3 separate regions of the Homo sapiens genome follow, and all the other regions are linked to region 1. Evidence: chromatin contacts called from ENCODE Hi-C or POLR2A ChIA-PET data. All regions are on one chromosome and are shown on one strand. Each heading gives the region's core, a stretch centred on a gene start or an enhancer-like site at or near the end of the contact. The rest is flanking DNA. Distances are from core to core; before and after follow the strand shown. Region 1 holds the start of FRMD6 (FERM domain containing 6). Region 2 overlaps LOC101927598 (a long non-coding RNA gene). Region 3 overlaps FRMD6-AS2 (FRMD6 antisense RNA 2).

Evidence for each region. Hi-C counts contacts between places; a loop is a spot of excess contacts on that map. ChIA-PET counts read pairs that join two places held with the same protein, here RNA polymerase II (POLR2A). Pooled maps may share reads with other maps.
Region 2: a loop to region 1 is called in a map of PC-3, with 13 times the contacts of the local background. The contact joins the enhancer-like site here to the promoter of FRMD6 in region 1. A Hi-C loop is called at or near these places in 64 of 168 maps with a recorded cell type or tissue (A673, CD4-positive, alpha-beta T cell, CD8-positive, alpha-beta T cell and 43 more), 16 of 37 single-sample maps with no recorded cell type and 45 of 50 pooled maps. POLR2A ChIA-PET finds 5 or more read pairs at or near these places in 8 of 52 experiments (A549, HEK293, HEK293T and 5 more).
Region 3: a map with no recorded cell type shows a loop between it and region 1 (2.1-fold over the local background). The contact joins the enhancer-like site here to the promoter of FRMD6 in region 1. A Hi-C loop is called at or near these places in 5 of 168 maps with a recorded cell type or tissue (CD8-positive, alpha-beta T cell, Caco-2, PC-3 and 2 more), 5 of 37 single-sample maps with no recorded cell type and 6 of 50 pooled maps. POLR2A ChIA-PET finds 5 or more read pairs at or near these places in 9 of 52 experiments (A549, AG04449, AG04450 and 6 more).

The regions. Positions count from the first base shown.
Region 1 is chr14:51,650,576-51,654,550 of GRCh38, reverse strand. It overlaps FRMD6 (FERM domain containing 6), which reads right to left and starts at 2,641. Exons shown (of 14, transcript NM_001267046.2): 1 at 2,555-2,641. It overlaps FRMD6-AS1 (FRMD6 antisense RNA 1), which reads left to right and starts at 2,807. Exons shown (of 1, transcript NR_037676.1): 1 at 2,807-3,975. RefSeq lists silencers at 1,868-2,017, 2,028-2,087, 2,098-2,187, 2,398-2,847, 2,978-3,047 and an enhancer at 3,020-3,638.
Region 2 is chr14:51,774,622-51,778,596 of GRCh38, reverse strand. All of the region lies in intron 1 of LOC101927598 (a long non-coding RNA gene), which reads right to left. Among named protein-coding and RNA genes, the nearest start is that of GNG2, 84 kb to the left of the region's middle. RefSeq lists a silencer at 2,386-2,555. Within about 2 kb of position 2,281, at least 4 of the 41 ENCODE cell types and tissues checked have a DNase peak (open chromatin) inside an H3K27ac peak, as active enhancers do; they include PC-3, PC-9 and uterus, where a contact is called at or near this core.
Region 3 is chr14:51,573,726-51,577,700 of GRCh38, reverse strand. The region is part of intron 2 of FRMD6-AS2 (FRMD6 antisense RNA 2); the gene reads left to right. It also overlaps a transcript of FRMD6 not described here. Among named protein-coding and RNA genes, the nearest start is that of FRMD6-AS2, 24 kb to the left of the region's middle. Within about 2 kb of position 2,266, at least 2 of the 41 ENCODE cell types and tissues checked have a DNase peak (open chromatin) inside an H3K27ac peak, as active enhancers do.

The DNA of each region.
Region 1 (3,975 bases), core at 1,392-3,891:
ATCCAAATCGAAAACTACAAAGAATTCCTTTATCAAAAAAGTTAGTTGTGAGACAGGACTCATTTACACTCAACTCTGAACCTGACAGCTCAGTCAAAAACAATTATGTTTGAAACTTTCATTCCAAGCATCTGCCACAAAAGGCTACGCAGTCTATTACATCATAAGTTCAGAAAGCCAAAAGCTTTATAAGTATAGTTAAATGTGGAAACAAAATCCAAAAACTACAAAAAGACCCCCCCCCCAATTCAGCTAACCTAGTTCAGTAACAATTTTTTTTAAGAATTTGTAACTAAAAACCGCTACCTAGCACACTGGCATTTTGCTTTCAAAAGCAGCGTCTTCATCCAGGCCCATGCTGTTTTCAGGCGTTTTCCTGTACAGCCAGGAGCATCTTAAATCTCTAAGTTCAAATTATGTACTTAAAACTAGCAGCTTACCCTTGTTGCCCCCAAAAAGGAGATACTGGAAATAGGAAAGATTTCCTGCCCCTTAAAATGTCTTGAGTACTGCAAGAACTGCTGATTACTGTAGCCCATCAGTGTCAGATCTCAGAGATTCTTGCAAGCAACTCAAAGGGGGGAAAATTAGTTCATATTACAGTCAGTCTGCTTTCTGGAGAAGATGTCCTGCAGATAATTTGATATTAGATATCCCCTGGGGGACCCTTTTCATCTAATAATCCTACTAAATGTCCATTTTAATATGAAATATGAATCCAAAATGTTTACAAACATACTGGGAAAAGTATTCAAATGCCAGCTGTCTCATATTGTGAAGTATTTTCATTTTTAACATAAAACGTTTATTTCTCAAAGCCACACCTGAGAAAATGATTAGGTGCTGTGGTGCTGTTAAGTTTTATACTACAAAGGACATCAGCAAAGGCATCTGTTTTCCTGCCTCTCTTCTGGTCTTCTCCCCTCCCCCACTCTCCATCCTGTAGGTCCTGGTAGTTAAAATTTCTACAATAGTCTCATAATGCTCTAAATTCTAAAAAAAAATTTCTCATCCTTTAACACTGCTGAACCTAAATTCATGCACTGCTCTAAGAAGGAAACCCAAAAGTCACAAGCCTTTTTAATGACAGATGTATTACGGAAAATTTTCCCCACAAAGTTTTGATGCTGTGAAATATCAACTCCCTGAAATCACAGAAAGGAAATGACTTACATTCTTGGAAAATGAAGCCACTAGCAGCTTTCTCCAACAGCATTTTCTAAACCCCAAACTACACCCTGTGGCAAGAGGGAGTATTTCGTGCAAAAACTAAATTTAAATAGATGCTTATAAAACCCATAAACAAACATTGCCCGGTCCCAGAGAAGAACAGAAGGGAATCATACTCGGAAAATCCAGCAAGAGATACTTTTTCTCCACATTCAGAAATGCTGGAGAGCACAGGCTGGAAGTCAGAAGCAACCTGAGAACGCTTGCTGAAGTTTTCCTTCCCTGCTGTGAGCAATGCACAGCTCCTGAGGGAAATACTGGCAAAACAGATTTTGCGTAAAAAAATAAAAATGAAAAGGTGTTAAGGGGGAAAACGAGCTAATATTTCTTTGGACACTAGCTACACAACTACACGGCCTGAAAATCTGCCAGCTTTCAACTTTAAAATATGCTTATTTTGACATTTTCCCATCTATTCGTGCCTTTAAGAAAACGCCCGCACCATTAGGTTATGCTGTCCCAGGACTCGAGGTGTTGTTTTAATCTCTGTAGACTTTACACTTACACGGGTGGACCGCAGCTGTCCATACCTGACAGTGCCTGGCCCTCCCGGAGCCGAATCCGGTGCTCCTGTTCGCCTGGGGCTCCGCCAGCGCGCCGTAAGCTCCTCCAGAAACCCAAATTCTGCAGGCCGCACCCCCAACTCGTATCTCACCCAGGCCCCCGTCTGGCGCCGATCTGCCCCAGCTCAACCTCCGGCTCCGCAGACTAGGCACTTTCCGGGACGCGGGGCAGACCCTGCGCTCGGGTCCCTTCCCGCAGCCGGGCTGTCCGGCCTCTGCGCGCGCACAACAGGCGGCACGGCGCAGCCCCCGGGAGCGCGGGACTCGGGTGCTAGTCCCGGCGCCCAGCCACAGCGACACAGACCTGGGTGCCGGGGCCCGCCAGGGAGCCCTGTGATCCGGGGACCTCCGCGATGCAGAGAACCAGGGACCGCGCACGGAGCCCAGGCGCGCAGTCTGCAGCCAGGACCAGCCTCCCGCCCCCGCCGCTGAAGCCGCCCCGAGCTCCACGCCTCCCCCGCTGCCGGGCTCGGCTGCCCTAGGGCCTCGTCCGCCCGTCCCAGAGTGAGCGACCTCCGACTCACGGAGAAGCGACCTTACCACCGGTGCCCGACACCCAGAGCTAAGGGAGCGAGAAGAAGGCGAAGAAAGAGGCGGAGAGCGGTGCACTGCCTTCGCTGGGACTCGCGACTTCCAGAAACCCTCCCGAAACCCAGTCCCGCCGCCGCCCCGCCGGCAGGGGGCACAGCGGGCGTCCGGGGCGCGGCGGCTGAGCGATGGGGCGAGCGGAAAGGGCCCAGACGCCTGGTTCTTGTTCATACCTCGGAGAAAGTCTTGAGCACCAGGCGTTGGGCTCTCTGGTCACCCCTCTGACTCTTCCTACCGGCGCCGAGCCTGCCCCACTCCTCTCAGCCCCTTGGCCCCGCCAGCCAGAGGGGCGCTCCGCGTCCGCCCCGCCCCCCACCCACGCCTCCCGACCCGACCCGCCCCCCCGAATCCCCGCCCCCTGAGACCCCGCCCCCGACCCGCCCCAACTGGCCGCGGCGGCAGCCGAGCCGCGGGAGCTGCGCGCTGAGCTCGCGGCAGTACGGGGAGCGCCCGCCCGCCCCGCCCTGGACCCAACCAAGCGTCCCGCGGAGGGGTGCGGCCACTTGGGGGCAGGAGAAAGCGGAGTACGCCACCCCTCTAGGGACCCAGGAAGCGAGGCGAGCCTCAGGTGGACGCGGTGGTGTGGACCACGGCGATCAGGGCCTTTCCCCCTGCTGTGGAGACGGAGGTGCGAGGGGACGCCGGCGGCTCCCCACCTTCTGGCCGAGTGGCCTTCTCCGCCTCCGGCTGGACTCCCTCGGGGCGCTCCCTCCAGAGCCGAGTCGGGCTGGCCGGGGGCGGCTGTTTGGCCTGAGTGTCGTCTTACTAAAGCGGAACGCCGGAGGGGAGGCCACTCCGAGAGAAGGCGGTCCCCGGCGGAGGTGGCTTCGTGAATCCTGCAGCCCCCTGCCCGCCCGCCACTCGAGACGCCGCGCCTCGTGGGTTTCACGCTGGATGGAGGGGGCGCCGCCGAGGATGCCCAGCCTCCCCCTCTAATTCTACCTCTCCAGTTCCTCAGGTAGACACAGCCTCTGTCTGCTGTGGTTTTAGTGCCCATGGCCCCTCAGAAATTATTTTTGTCCCCTCCCGATAGTGGCTTTGGGGGATGGAGGGCGAGAGATGCAAAGGGCCAGTGGAAGATTTTTTATAGCACAAGGAATCAAGCCAGGAGATGGAGGTTTCATTGCCACCTCGGGGTCTGGGGAGGGGGCGAGCCACACCTCTCCGGTCAGTCTGCGCCCACCAGGACCTGCTGCTGGGAACCGCACACGAAAGGAGAGACACCCAGCACCTGGCCCCTAGACCCGCAGGGCGTCAACCTCCTGGGCTTCTGCCTTTCTAGGTTTCCTCTGACTTTGCTGACCCAATGACCCCTGGCCACGGGTGGCAAAAACGCCCTCACTGAGCCCTTCGCTAAAGGAGTGCCGGGGTTTATGTGTCTGGCTTTTAAAATGGGATGAGGAGACAAGGAAACAGGACCTGAGAAAGGACACTATCCAAAATCTGATGCTCTCAGAAGTCAACTTTAAAACTGCCCTGCTCCGCGGTGGCTCACGCCTGTAATCCCAGCACTTTGGGAGGCCGAGGCGGGCGGATCACGAGGTCAGGAGATCGAGACCATCCCGGCTAAAACGGTGAAACCCCGTCTCTACTA
Region 2 (3,975 bases), core at 1,032-3,531, 120 kb before region 1:
TGATGAAGACAGTTCATATTTCAAATAGATTGCTGAACCCTTAAGGTGGAGGAGATATTTAGGAAGGCTATTCCTGTAAGTAGGGACCCAATGGGGGCATGGTTGCAGTAATGCAGGAAAGAGACAAAAGGGGTCAGAGTCGGGATATGGGACAAGATACAGAGGGGCATTTAGGAGCCCACTCAGGAAGACCCCATCAACTGGTTGGATGTAAAGCTGAGGAAGTAGAGACGGGTACAGCGATTACATTCTGTAATGTAATGGGCGCTGGATGGGAAGAGGAGAGAGGTGGGTGATGGGGTGGGGCTGGTGAAGTGGAGCTAGTGGGGTGGGGACTAGGTAGGGCTGAGCTGGGTATGGGGAAAAGGAAGCTCTTGTTTTGTTGTATTTTGGGGATTGTTTAGAACAGGAGGGCGCTTGACACATTTAGGGACTGAGCGGGGAAGAAACAAGTAGAGTGTGATAAATTGAAGGTGCAGGAGAAAGATGAAGAGGCACGATCCTAAGAGGACTGGAGGAGGCTCAGGTGAGGAGCATGGGCTTTGCAGGAGGGTGTGTGTCTTTTTCCCTGAGACTGGAGGGAAGACCATCAGGCTGGGTGGATGGGCAGAGATGACTTTGTTAAGTGAGAGGGCAGGAAGTGGACTCTGCAAAAGAGCAGCAGAAAAAAGATTAGAGGTGGGAGATCTTGGAGAACCGTGTAGCCTGGTGGCCACCAGCACAGGCTCTGGAGTCAGGCTGACTTAGATTGCAGTGCCAGCTCCACCACTTACTGGCCATTTGGCCTTGGGCAAACTCTCTGATCTTTCTAAGGACTCAGTTTCCTTATAAAAGGGGATGATAAGACCTCCCTCATAGGATTATTGCGAGAACGAAATGAGATTCCATGCATTCTCTGAAGGAGATTGACAATGATGAAGACCATGCAGCAAATCGAGGAGCTAAATATGCCAGACAGATTTCATGGTCTAAACAGTTTATATGTCTTTTGATTGCCTCCCACAAGACTGAAAATAACTTGGGGGTAGGGGTCATATGTCTTGCTTTTCTTGGTCTTCCTGGCATTCAGTGCAATGCCTGCTTCATCAAGGGCTCTCAGTCAAGTTTGTTAAATGACTGAATAAATCAATTGCCCAGTCAACCCAACCATAGCTCCAGCTTCCAACTGCCAGACTGTGCACTTCCCATTCTACCGCACTACCTTTCTTGGTCCAGCCTTAACGTCTCTGTTTACCAACATTGTTACACTATTTGTGATTACTAAAGAGTAACAGTTCCTTGAATTGGGCACTATATTTTGGTTCTGGAAATGCAAAAGCACATTATTGTTTATCATGGAAGTCAGGTGATCTAGTTCTGCTAGTTAATTGACTAATTAACTACTAATTAATTAGCTAATAATTAAGTTAATTAATTCCTAAGAATTAAAAAGGAAAGGAGAGGGCGATTTATTGCCAGAGAGGCTTCTCTAAGTGTTTTTATGGCCACTTTCATCCTGTGTGTGACTGAGCTTTAGCACGTTGACCAGGTTAAGGATCTGGATGCCAGAAAAGCCACACCTGGGCCTGGTGGGGCAGAGAAAGGGCTGCTGCAGCCATGGAGCCAGCGCTCTCAGGCCTCAGCGGTTTCAGGTGCCCCAGCCAAGTGAGAGGCAGAGTGGGCGCTTGGCCGCTGAGAGAAGGTCAAGACATGAATAATGGAGGCCACAGGCACACCTTCCAGAGCTGTGTCTGCTTGCTAGGCTTTTCAACCTTGGCCACCCCACCTTTAAAAAAAAAGAAAACCTTTAAAAACATGAAAAGACCCAACATCTCCTTCCTTGCCCATCTCTCTCTCTCTCCTCTGCCCCCTCAGATGAAAGGCAGCAATGCAGCTAAAATGTTCCCACAAACGTTCAGGTACAGGGGAGCTGTCAAGATCAGCGTGCCACGGAGGCAAAACAAGGAACTTGGAAGAGCCATAAACTGCACACCACCCCCTCCTCAAATAACCCCAGGCTTAGCAAAGGAGCCTCTGCAAGCAGAGATGGAGTTTGTAAGGATTAAATTTCCTCCTCCCACAAGCCCCCAATTGCAAAAAGCCAAACTTTCTGGGTTCTTCCTACCAAACGACTCCCTTCTGACCACCAGAGGTCAGGCTGCAGTTAGGAACAGGCAGTAGGTCCCCAAAGGAGAGATCTGACCTAGTTCCTCCCAGGCCCTCCGGGGCACGTCTGGAGCTCCCCCAGACTCACCCAAGCTCGCCCAGCAGGGGCCTGTGGATTCCTTTCTCCTCTGTAATGGACAGGGGCAGGCACACCAGAAGCTGCCTGGAGTGTGATAAACCGAAGGTACGAAGAAAGATGAAGAGACAACATTTAAGAGGGCTGGAGGAGGCGCAGCGGAGGAGAATGAGCCTCCTGAATGAGTCATCCCCCACTTCAACTTATTAGGTTTGAGAACCACTCACCTAAGAATCCCGCGAAGCAGGGAGCTGATTAAAAAGCAGATTTGGCTGGGCACGGTGGCTCACGCCTGTAATCTCAGCACTTTGGGAGGCCGAGACGGGTGGATCACGAGGTCGGGAGATCGAGACCATCCTGGCTAACACGGTGAAACCCCATCTCTACTAAAAATACAAAAAAATTGGCCAGGCGTGGCGGCGGGCGCCTGTAGCTCCAGCTACTCGGGAGGCTGAGGCAGGAGAATGGCGTGAACCCGGGAGGCGGAGCTTGCAGTGAGCCGAGATGGCGCCACTGCACTCCAGCCTGGGCGACAGAGCGAGACTCCGTCTCAAAATAAATAAATAAATAAATAAATAAATAAATAAATAAATAAATAAATTAAAAAGCAGATTCCTGGGCTCTGTTTGTGAAGGCCAGTTCTGCAGGTTGGGAATTGGGCCCAATGCCCTGCGTTTTATGCAAGCTCTTTGAGAGGTCCTGACGTTGGTGGTGCACTGCTGTACTTTGAGCAGATAATGCTTTAAGCAGTTGCTCAAACCTGGGGGCAGTCGCTAAGCACAGACTTTGGTTTTGTGCAATACCTGAGACTCAAGCAGGCAGATGGGATTAGGCCTACGTACCCTGCTACCTCAGGCCTGTAGGCCATTGAATGCATGCTTGCTGGAACACCTGAAGTGAGGCAGCTACTCCTGGCCCCATCCACTCCCAAGCTGGGAGGAAGGAAAATTCGTACTGCTCTGTGCAGGATGAAGACCATTGCAGGCTGGCCTGCCATCTCCGGATGCCTTCCTACTCCACGTTCCTTCTCATCATTTCTGAGCACTGGTTTCCTTATTCTGTCCCCTTTGATGTGCCTCCATCCTCCTCATTGCTCAGAAAAAGCATCCTGGATTTAGAGGTAGTTAAGCTCCCTTCCCAGGATAATCCTTGCTTGTTGTCCTTCCTTGGTGCTAAGACACAATCTACCACATGAGCACCTCGATGTACTAGGAACTTTTCAGAGAGGAGTGGGAATGAAATATGACATTAAATATCCATATCCAATGGAAGATGCAGCCCCCTTCCAGAATCGATAAAAAGTGCATTTTAGCGTTGAGGAAGTTTTCTCTCCTTTTCTAATGATCCAGTGTTACTGTATTCATTCGACCCCAATTCATTGAGTGCCTGCTGAGCCAAGGACCTGCCGTAAGTGCTAGCGTATGTTAAGCTAGATTAAGCTAGATGGACAAGGGTCTCACCTTCACAGGTCCACATTATGGTATAGGACGCAGGCAAAGAATAATCAATAAGTGAATTAGTGAATCAGAGTTGTGATTGCTGGTATTAACAAATAAACAGGGTTCTGTGATAGAGACACAGTGGAGAACCAATTTTGGAATGAGTGGTCATGGAAGAACTTTCTGGGGAGGGGAGGTGGAGCTGAGGTCAGAATGAAGAGTACAGGTAAGGCACCCCGCGATGTGGGGAGTAAGAGCCACCCCCTCGCCCCCCCCCCCGGCTCTTACGTTCCACATGGCAGGGGGGTGAGTCAC
Region 3 (3,975 bases), core at 1,017-3,516, 76 kb after region 1:
TCTGTTCATCCTTGAAGGGCCAGGTCACATGTTACCTCCTCTCCTACTTTCCATGCAGAGTTAGTTACTCCATCCTAGGTACTGTCATAGTACTTTAAATGTACCAATTATCCAGATCTATAGCAATTATCAAATTGACGTTGTTTATTTTTATGTGTGTGTTTATTTGTACGCGAGTTTCGTATGGAAGAATCTGTGAATTACTCAAGGCTGTATACTTAGCATAGGGCTTGGCACATATCTGATACACAACACTATACATTGAGTCTTAACTGAACTAGTAATTCAGCTAAATTTGATGATCATGATGATGATAGTGGCTGGAGATGAAACACGGTTGAATGGAAATTTCAAATGGTAAGAACCATAGTGCTGAGCTACTGACTGTGCCATGAGTTTGGTGATATTTTTGCTGTTCTTTTTTTTTTTCCATTGGAGTAGTTAAATGACTCCTATTTAAGATGTCTCAGGGCTCCTAAGCCCTTTTTAGCTACATGTTTTCCCACCCACTCCCTTCTGAGAAGGACTAGCTCATGGCAGATGTGACTGCCTTGCAAATACCAACAGAAGAAACAAAGAACGTGCTGAAACCTATGCCTTGCAACAGTTATTAAAATTTCACCAGAGGTTACACAAACAAGCTGAAAGAATGACTAAAGGAGGCTTAGCCCCACCCCAACATAAGCCATGATCCATATTTTATTATAACAACACCTTACATTTGCATAGTGCTTTAAAATGTGTAATCCTCTCCCCTCTGTTATTTCATCTGATTCTTACAACCCATTGGATCAGACAGGAGAGGCTCAAAGAGAGAAAGAGACTTGTCTAACATCATGTGGCCAGTGAAAAACGAAATTGGGAGGAGGACCTGTCTTCCATACAACATTTATGCAACGTGCCAGACAAGATGGCCCAAGTGGCTAATTTGATATTGGGAGGTTCCTGTCTCCAGCGTGCGTATGTCTGATCTCCTAAGTACTATGAGGCAGAAAAGATTTTGCAGATGATAGACATGAAAACTGAAGAATGGGTCAAGGGATAACATGCTGAGGGTCAAAGAGAAGATGAAGAACGTGAGCTTAGGGGTGCAGGGGAGTACAAGGTGATATCCACTCATGGGGGACCAAAAGAGAAGCTCTGTCACAGAAGGAGGTCGCATATTGAAGTTCACAGGATAAAAATAAAAATTTAAAGCATTCTGCTTCAAAAGAAGAGATGAGATAGGCATGCCCGAGTTCAGAAGACAGAGGAGGTTTCAGTCAGCGTGAACTGCCTGGGCAAACTACGTTATGTTGAATGCTTTTAAAGGACTCTTCTTTCTCTATGTTGTCATGCCCTCCCAGGGGATCTAAGAGACCCATCAGATCCCCTGGCCTGTGCTTTCCACTTCAATTCCCTGTTCCCACCACACTGGGCTTACTGTCTGTAAGGCTATAGGAATGTGGAGAAACCCAGAAGCAGGAAACAGGGTGAGAATGCCTTCTTTGATGTCGGCACTTAAGTTTGCTTTGTGATTCCTCGTGCCTTGTGCCTCTAGTTTCTGCAGACTCTGTGGGCTCTGGTCTCAGATCCTCTTCCTGTAGCCCACTCTCCTGGGTGTCGGGTGCCAGGGCTGCTCTGGTTCTTGATTGTTCAGGCTGCCCTTTGCCTCAGGTCTGCGACCCTCTCTTCTCCACTGCCGACCACAGGCTCAGGCTGGACTTGCTCTATTCTGGCTCCTGGCTACAACCATTTGCTGCCAGTGGCCTGGTGCTGATGGGGTCTCCACCTACTTTCTCAAAGAATGTGGGACTATACTAGAAACTGTCTGCAATAAGGTAGCATTTGTCCCATTTGGGAATACCTGCTAATCTGTTCATGTTTATAAAGATGCAGCTCATGGCCCATGAGCTCTTGCCAGCCATGACAGAAAGAAAAGGAGACACGGAGAGTTCCAGCCATCTGCAAACGTAAAACAAGGCAGAAACACAGTGCATTCTCAAATACAGCTGAAAGCACTGCAGCGTAGGCAGCTGAATCCCATTAAGAAATCATGCGAAATCTCTGTATTCCTGCCATTGTGACGAAGAAGAAAAAAAATCTCTAAGGATTTCAAAAAGAAAACATTTATGACCAGCAGACTTAAAGTTCTACAATATCTCACGAAAACAGAAAACAGTCACACACACTCCTCTGACACTTTCTAACGGCCCTTACCTAGGGAGACTCCAGAAGGGAATTTCCACTTAGCTCAACCAAGGAGCATCTGCATCTGCAGGAGAAAGTCAGAGCCAGGTGGCCCCCTCCGCTGATGCAAGATCCAAAGTCCTGATGTTCAGGGAGCACAGACAAGGCTCTCTTTATATTCACAGCCCATCTTTGTAAAGGTTATTTCATGTCGATAGATAAGTTGGAATTACTTATCTGCCTTAATTCCTTTCTCCCCAGTTTTTAATTCAGACTGCCTCTGGATCTTAAAGTTAAAATGTAAGCCATATTTTAAAATTAAATAACAAATTGAATCTTAAAATTCAAATTTAAGCCATTCTCAGCAATGAAAGAGGATTGATAATGTTCCTAGTAGCCATTTTGAGTGACTGGTGGGGCATCATCTCTCTAGGCATAAAAGTGGTCTTTCAATAGGCTCCATGCTGTGATAAAAAAGGCCAAACTGCTCTTACATGAGAGCAACACATTTACTTTGTATTTCTTTATTATCCTTTTAAAAATTTATTTTATTTTTAATTTTTATGGGTACATACTATGTGTATATATTTATAGGGCACATAAGATATTTTGATACAGGCATGCAATGTGTAGTAATCACACCAGGGTAAATGGGGCATTCATCACCTCAAGCATTTATACTTTCTTTGTGTTACAAACCATCCAATTATATTCTTTTAGTTATTTTAAAGTATACAATAAATCACTGTTGATCAGAATCGCCCTGTTGTACTATCAAATATTAGCTCTTATTCATTCTATCTAACTATATTTTTGTACCCATTAACCATTCCCACTTCCCCCACCCCACCCACTACCCTTCCCAACCTCTGGTAACCATCATTCTACTCTCTATACCCATGAGTTCAATTGTTTTAATTTTTAGCTCCCATAAATGAGTGAGGACATGTGAAGTTTGTCTTCCTGTGCCTGGCTTGTTTTATGTAACATAATGTCCTCAGGTTCTGTCCATGTTGTTGCAAATAACAGGATCTCATTCTCTTTTATGGCTCAGTAGTACTCCGTTGTGCATACATACCACATTTTCTTTATCCATTTGTCTCATGATGGACACTTGTATTTTAATAATTCAAAATGAATATAAATCTCAAAAAAGAAGACTTCTTATCAGGGTAGCTTTAAAGGCTCTGTGGATAGAGTCTATTTTTGCATGTGCCCTGATCTATGCTTGGAAAACCATGGTCCAGTAAATTCCAGGGCACAACCAGAAGAGACTAGAAAGGTTGAGCAATGAGAGGGAGAGCCTATTGCACCCTTCACTCTGAAAAGGTGGTGGCTAAGGTCAGAGAGGATTGATGTTTACAAAACCATAAGGGCTGGGCAGGGCTGGCAGGGCAAGCACAGGAAGACCTTCCCAAGGGTTAATCAAAGGTGGCTTTAGCACAAATAAAAGGAAGCATGAAGTCACCCTGTGGCTAGCAATTCTATGAAAACTGTTACCCAAGAGATGCTTCATAGAAAATAAAAAAATAGGTTGAAGAGGGTGATGAATTTAGTAATAACTAATTATTATGGGATTCTGGAAATGCCTCCTAGAAAGCAATCTTGTCTCGTTTCTTTCCCTAAATATCCCTAGTTGTCATTGTATTAATAGCATCAGGTTACTTGGTTAGAGAGACAACCAGCCTGTGGTCTGACTGATACACGGTGATTCTTTGACTCCTTTATGCAAATGATGGTCTTGGTAAGTAGTCATCTGCCTCCTACCTTGCTTCATTTAAGGTAAGCGTCCAGTCTCCTGAATTT